Linked DNA regions of Homo sapiens: region 1 is linked to region 2. The links are chromatin loops, found by intact Hi-C in ENCODE. Cell type or tissue: GM12878. All regions are shown on one strand. Links, peaks and the distances in the headings refer to the core of each region. The heading gives the core; the rest is flanking DNA.

What was found. A loop is a pair of places that touch in the nucleus more often than their neighbours do. Peaks named below come from ENCODE experiments on the same cell type or tissue, not always from the same donor. Only the 100,000 strongest peaks of a DNase experiment are listed, where the experiment ranks them.
Region 1: a loop joins it to region 2, with 2.3 times the contacts of the local background. A loop is called at or near these places in 6 of 110 quality-filtered maps.

Annotation. Positions count from the first base shown.
Region 1 is chr16:17,528,665-17,531,580 of GRCh38, forward strand. No RefSeq gene overlaps it. Among named protein-coding and RNA genes, the nearest start is that of XYLT1, 59 kb to the left of the region's middle. RefSeq lists an enhancer at 1,643-1,762. In GM12878, for the core only: no CTCF peak of the experiment used is centred there; a DNase peak (open chromatin) is centred at 1,517; H3K4me3 peaks cover 809 bases; H3K27ac peaks cover 304 bases.
Region 2 is chr16:17,475,420-17,478,335 of GRCh38, forward strand. All of the region lies in intron 2 of LOC105371106 (a long non-coding RNA gene), which reads right to left. Among named protein-coding and RNA genes, the nearest start is that of XYLT1, 5.9 kb to the left of the region's middle. In GM12878, for the core only: a CTCF peak has its summit at 1,510 (motif pointing right); no DNase peak of the experiment used is centred there.

The DNA.
Region 1 (2,916 bases), core at 135-2,634, 53 kb after region 2:
GTGTAATATAGTACATAGTACATAGCAGATTATATATATAAATTATATATATACATATAAAAATAAACATACACACACACAGACACACACACGCACATATATATAATGAAGCCTCTTCCTTTAATGGCCCAAGATTGAGCCAAAAGGAAATACAGGGAATTAAACCATGAGGACAGAAATCTCCATCTAGGCTGTCTTGGTTGTTCTGCTCACATTCCCCTACCCAGGCTTGCAACCTCCCGTGAGGCTGTCTGAGCCTGGACACACCCCTAGAATCTTCATTGCCAACAAAAGAAGAGAAAGGGAATAAGGGGTATTTGTGTGGAATCTGAAAGAGACAAACACACTCCTTGTTCTTCTCAATACAGGTGTTTCCAAAGCTGCCAGAGAGACCCAGAGCTTAGAGTTGTGATGACACAAGGGTAGGTGATGTGGACAATGACCGGGGCCCCCAGCCAAAACCATCCCTGTTTATCTGTTCCACAGAATGGTGTTCAACATCAGTTCTTGTCTGGTGGAGGGGGAAGAGATTGTGCTAATGAATAAACATACAAAGTAGACAAATGTTTATCACTCCTTACTAGCATAAGATTCCATGCGTACAAAACCATATAAGCTGTCTATATGTGTGAGTACAGCTCTAGAAAGACAGAAATGATTGTATTGGATGCCAGCTTAAAGTTGGGAAATACCATTAGAAGAAATCGCAACTTGAGAATCTTGCATTTTATTGCCAAGTGTTTGGTTTTAACGAGAGTCTAAATGTGCTCACCCATTCACTCATCCCTCCCATAAATATTCCCTGTGGCCCATTATGAGTTTGACACTCTGCTAGGCTCTGGAAGACAGGCAGAATGATGGAAAGAATCATTTTCTAGAAATGACTAAATCCTAGTTAAAAAGGGGAAATATTTAAACTATTAGTGACAATATAATTTATGCATTCCGCTAGTACATGCGGAACAACTCCTGCATTTCAAGAATTATTCTAGACACGAGGGATACAGTAGCAAGCAAAATATAAAGATTTCTCTTTTCATGGAACTTGTGTTCTAGCGGGGGGAAAGTGCCCAATAAAAAAATAAGCGAATAAATGCATAATTCATACTAGCTAGTGATAAATGCTTTTATAGTAAAGCAGGTAAAAGATGAAGAGTGATGAGAAGGGGCTACTGTTTTAGATCAAGCAGCTGGGAAAAGTCATTTGGAAGAGGTGACATTTGGGCAAAGAGCTGAATCAAATGAGGCAGTAAGTCATAGCAGGTGGAAGGGAGGTGTATTCCAGGCAGAAGGGAGCAAGTGAGCGACAGCCCTGATGAGCAGGGTACCTGGAATATTCCAGAAGCAGTGGGAGAAATGAGTGCGGCTGAAGCCCAGGGAGCAGTGGAGAGATACTGGGGAGAGTGGTGAGGCCACATCATGTAACACAGCCTGCGTTGCTGAGCAGCCTTCAACAGGATGCAAGCCCTGACAACGAAAGAATAGTTAACTCAGAAAAAAACAAAACCAAAACTAAAACCCAGCTGCTACGGTAATGGAATTGGGCAAGCAAAACCGATAGTTCATGAAACACAGGAGCAAGACACCTGAGACCTGGCTCACCCAGCAAGGTGGCTGCAGAGCTGCTTAGACTTGGAGAAGCAGGGGATTCCCTGTTATTTCCAACTAATAGGAGGAGTCAGAGTGCAGAATGAAGATGTGCTCTGCTAGCCACCTCTAGAGAACATCTCTCCTCATTTTTGACTGCCCAGAACCTACCTATGCTGAGGGAATCCTCCTGGTCTCTGTTCCCACCTTTCTCTGCAGAAGCTGATACCAGTTTTCCCAGCTTCCCTTGCAGCTAGGGTAAAAGCACGTGACCTCATTTCCACCAATCAGCTTGCTTGCTCCAGCCTTCACCATGGAAGCTGGCATTTCCCTCAATGGTGGCTTTCCCTCTGGAGGCTCTAGGGGAGAATTCCTTCTTTGCTTCTTCATCTGCTGGTGGCTGCTGGCATTCCTTGAATTCTGGCTGCATCACTCTCATTGCTACCTGCATGGTCAGGCTTCCTTCTCTTCTCTATGTCTTCTCTTCTGATGGTATTAAGACTCTTTCTGTTTCACTTTTTAAAAAATCTCATTTTTATTTATTTTTTAAAATATTTACTTTTATTTCAATAGTTTTGGGGAAACGTGTAGTGTTTGGTTGCATGGAAAAGTTCTTTAGTGGTGGGCTGGGTGTGGTGGCTCACGCCTGTAATCTCAGCACTTCGGGAGGCTGAGGTGGGCAGATCACTTGAGGGGAAGAGTTCAAGACCAGCCTGGCCAACATGGTGAAACCCTATCTCTACTAAAAATACAAAAAAAAAAAAAAAATATCCAGGCGTGGTTGCATGCACCTGTAATCGCAGCTACTCAGGAGGCTGAGGCACTAGAATCACTTGAAACCCAGGAGGCAGAGGTTGCAGTAAGCTGAAATTGGGCCAGTGCACCCTAGCCTGGGTGACAGAGCAAGACTCTGTCTCCAAAAAAAAAAAAAAGAGAGAGAGAAAGAGAAAGAAAAGTTCTTAAGTAGTGATTTCTGAGATTTTTGTGCACCTGAGTAGTGTAACTGTAACCAGTGTGTAGTCTTTTATCCCTCACCCCCCTCCCCATGTACCCCCAAGTCCCCAAAGTCTACTGTATCATTTCTATGCTTTTGCATCCTCATAGCTTAGCTCCCACTTATGAGTAAGAACATACAATATTTGGTTTTCCATTCGCGAGTTACTTCATTTAAAATAATGGTCTCTAACTCCATCCAGATTGTCGTGAGTGCCATTATTTTGTCCCTCTTTATGGCTGAGTAGTATTCCACAGTATCTATATATACCACATTTTCTTTATCCACTTGTTGGTTGATGGGCATTTAGGCTGGTTTTATATTTTTGCAATTGT
Region 2 (2,916 bases), core at 297-2,796:
TTTTCTCATCTGTAAAATGAGGCTGATAAAAGGGCCATTCTCATAAGTTTCTTATAAGGATTCAATGAGATAATCCATAAGAAAGGCTTTTTCCTATAGTGACTGACACATAGTAAGTGCTCCGTAAATGTTAGATGATATGTGTCTTATTTATTTTTCTTCATTTATTTGAGACAGGTTCTCACTCTGTTGATCAGACTGGAGTGCAGGGGCACAATCATGGCTCACTGCAGCCTCAAACTCCCAGGCTCAAGCAATTGTTTGGCCTCAGCCTCTCAAGTAGCTGGGACTACAGGTGCACGTCACCACACCCACTAATTTTTTATTATTAATTTTTATTTTATTTATTAATTTTTATTTATTTTGTTATTAGTTTTTATTAGTAACAGTAGGGCACTGCCAATTATGAGTGTCCAAAGGTATCCAGGGCTGCCTGGAGAAAGTAGCACTAAAACCTCATCCTCGACTTTGATAGAAGATTGCACATACCCCCAAGGGTTAGGACCAAGTCTCATTCATCTCTACTTTTTCTGGTGCTTTGCACAGTGCAGGGCACTGAATACATTTTGGGGGTGGAATGAACACTGATCTATGGGGCAGGTAGGAATGAGCCTGGGATGCTGGCAGGTTGGAACCCCATGCTTAGAAGTTCAAGGAACCCAAGTTCAAACACCATCTCGGCAACTTGTTAGTTGTGTGATGTTAAGCAGGTTAGTTAATGTCACCAAACCTCGATACTCTCAACTGTAAGTAGTGAAGAAAAATAATACGTATGTTTTAAGGCTGGGGGGTTGGAGGCAGGGAAATGGGGCAGTGTATATAGCAGAGTGTCATACAGTTTATACAAAATGATAGCACCGGCCAATAGCAGTGTTGAAGGAATATTAGCCTGGTTGCATTGGCAGGGTGGTCTGTAAAGCAATGTTCTCCCCTTGCCTCAATGCTCCTGCCCCAGGTGCCAGAGAGCTAGGGCTGGATATGCCTTCTGCATTTAAATAAACTTCAGCCTAAGAGTTAAATTTAGCCAAATACATTCTTTTTTAAAATTTCGATCATGCATTTATTTCTTTTTGGTTTATTAGAGCCTGTTTTCACCCAGACTCTACAAATTTTGCTCTTGAAAAATTAAAAAATTCCCCCTACGTTTCACTTCTGCGTTGAGACAGAAATCATGAACAGGTGGGTCACCTGTTTCTGAGTGTCAGTGAGTGGTACGCTGAACACCCTCCCAGCCCACTAGGAATCCCAGAGTCTCTCCAATAAGCATTTGCAAGTGCAAGGATTCCACGTGGAGGTCAGAGGAGCCAGGACCTTGAACGTCCCTGGAGCCCCACCCACAGCATGCGAGGTCACAGACAGACAGGCATCACCTGTACCTCTTTCCCCAGTGCAAGAGAAAGAAACAGCCTCTGATCAGACCACAGGCATAGGCAGGTGACAAACCCCGCCAGGAGCCCAGCTGTGCTTCTGCTGAAATCCGCAGGCTTCCAGGCTAATCATCTACCCAATGCATCAGCAGAGGGAGCTCTAGGTAGTAAATAACATTCCTCTGACTGCAGAGTTTCCTGTAAAAAAAATCTGGAGACAGCAAAGGAAAGCGAGGTCCTATGTGGAGAGGGCACCTACCATGTGTGCAGAAGAAAATCACACCAATTTGCAAGAGTAGGGTGTTGGGGCAGGAGTGGGAGATGGGAAAGAGAGAAGAAAATCAGAAAGCACCACATTGCTTAAGAGATGATCTGAATTTGTTTTGTCTCAGCACTTTGACCTTCTAAGGACTCACAGCCTCTATGCTACCCTTGCAAGGCTCTGATGTTTGAAAAGGGGACGCAGTCCAAGTCTCAGACTACACTGGCAGACATTTTTTTTCTTTAAATGTTGATTGTGGGCTGGGCGTGGTGGCTCATGCCTTGTAATTTCAGCAGTTTGGGAGGCCGAGGCAGGTGGATCGCTTGAGGCCAGGAGTTTGAGACCAGCCTGGCCAACATGACGAAACCCCATCTCTACTAAAATGACAAAAATTAGCCGGGGATGATGGTGCATGCCTGTAGTCCCAGATACTTGGAAGGTGGTGGTCACAATGAGCCAAGATTGTGCCACTGCACTCCAGCCTGGGCGACAAAGCAAGACTCCATCTTAAAAAAAAAAAAAAAAAAAAAGTTGATTATATGTGTTATGGGTGCCTAATCTAACCCCTGGGGCCATAGGCTTATTTATGACTGTGGCAATGACAAGGATGACAATGATGACGATGACGGCAATAAGAGCGAACATTTATTGAGCACTTACTAGGTGCCAAGCCGTATATTGAGGACTTCAACAAATCATATTCACCAAATATTTGTTGAGAATTGATTCAATACTTAGGACAGTGTTCATGCCAGGGATTCATGGGAATTCATCCACGGATAAGACACAGAAAGTCCCTCCTGTCATCAAGCTTGCATTCTAAGGAGGCAGACAGGTCAAGACAAACAAATATATAAACAAGTAATATCAGAGAGTGATAAGTGCTATGAAAAAAATAAAAAGAGGCTGAGCATGGTGGCTCACGCCTATAATCCCAGCACTTTGGGAGGCTGAGGCGAGGCGGGAGGATTGCTTGAGTCCAGGACTTTGAGACCAGCTTGGGCAACATAGCCAGACCTCTTTTCTACAAAGAAAAATAATTTAAAAATTAGGGTTGGTAGTGCTCACCTGTAGTCCTAGCTACTTGATTCTTTGTGCCCAGAAGTTCAAGACTACAGTGAGCTAGATTGCACCACTGCACTCCAGCCTGGGTGTCAGATAAAGACCCTGTCTCAAAAAAAAAAAAAAAAAAAAAAAAAGAAAGAAAGAAAAAGAAAAGGAAGCTGACTTGCTAGAGTGACTAAAATAGGACAAGGGGAAACAGGCTGGTCAGGGCAGACCTTACCC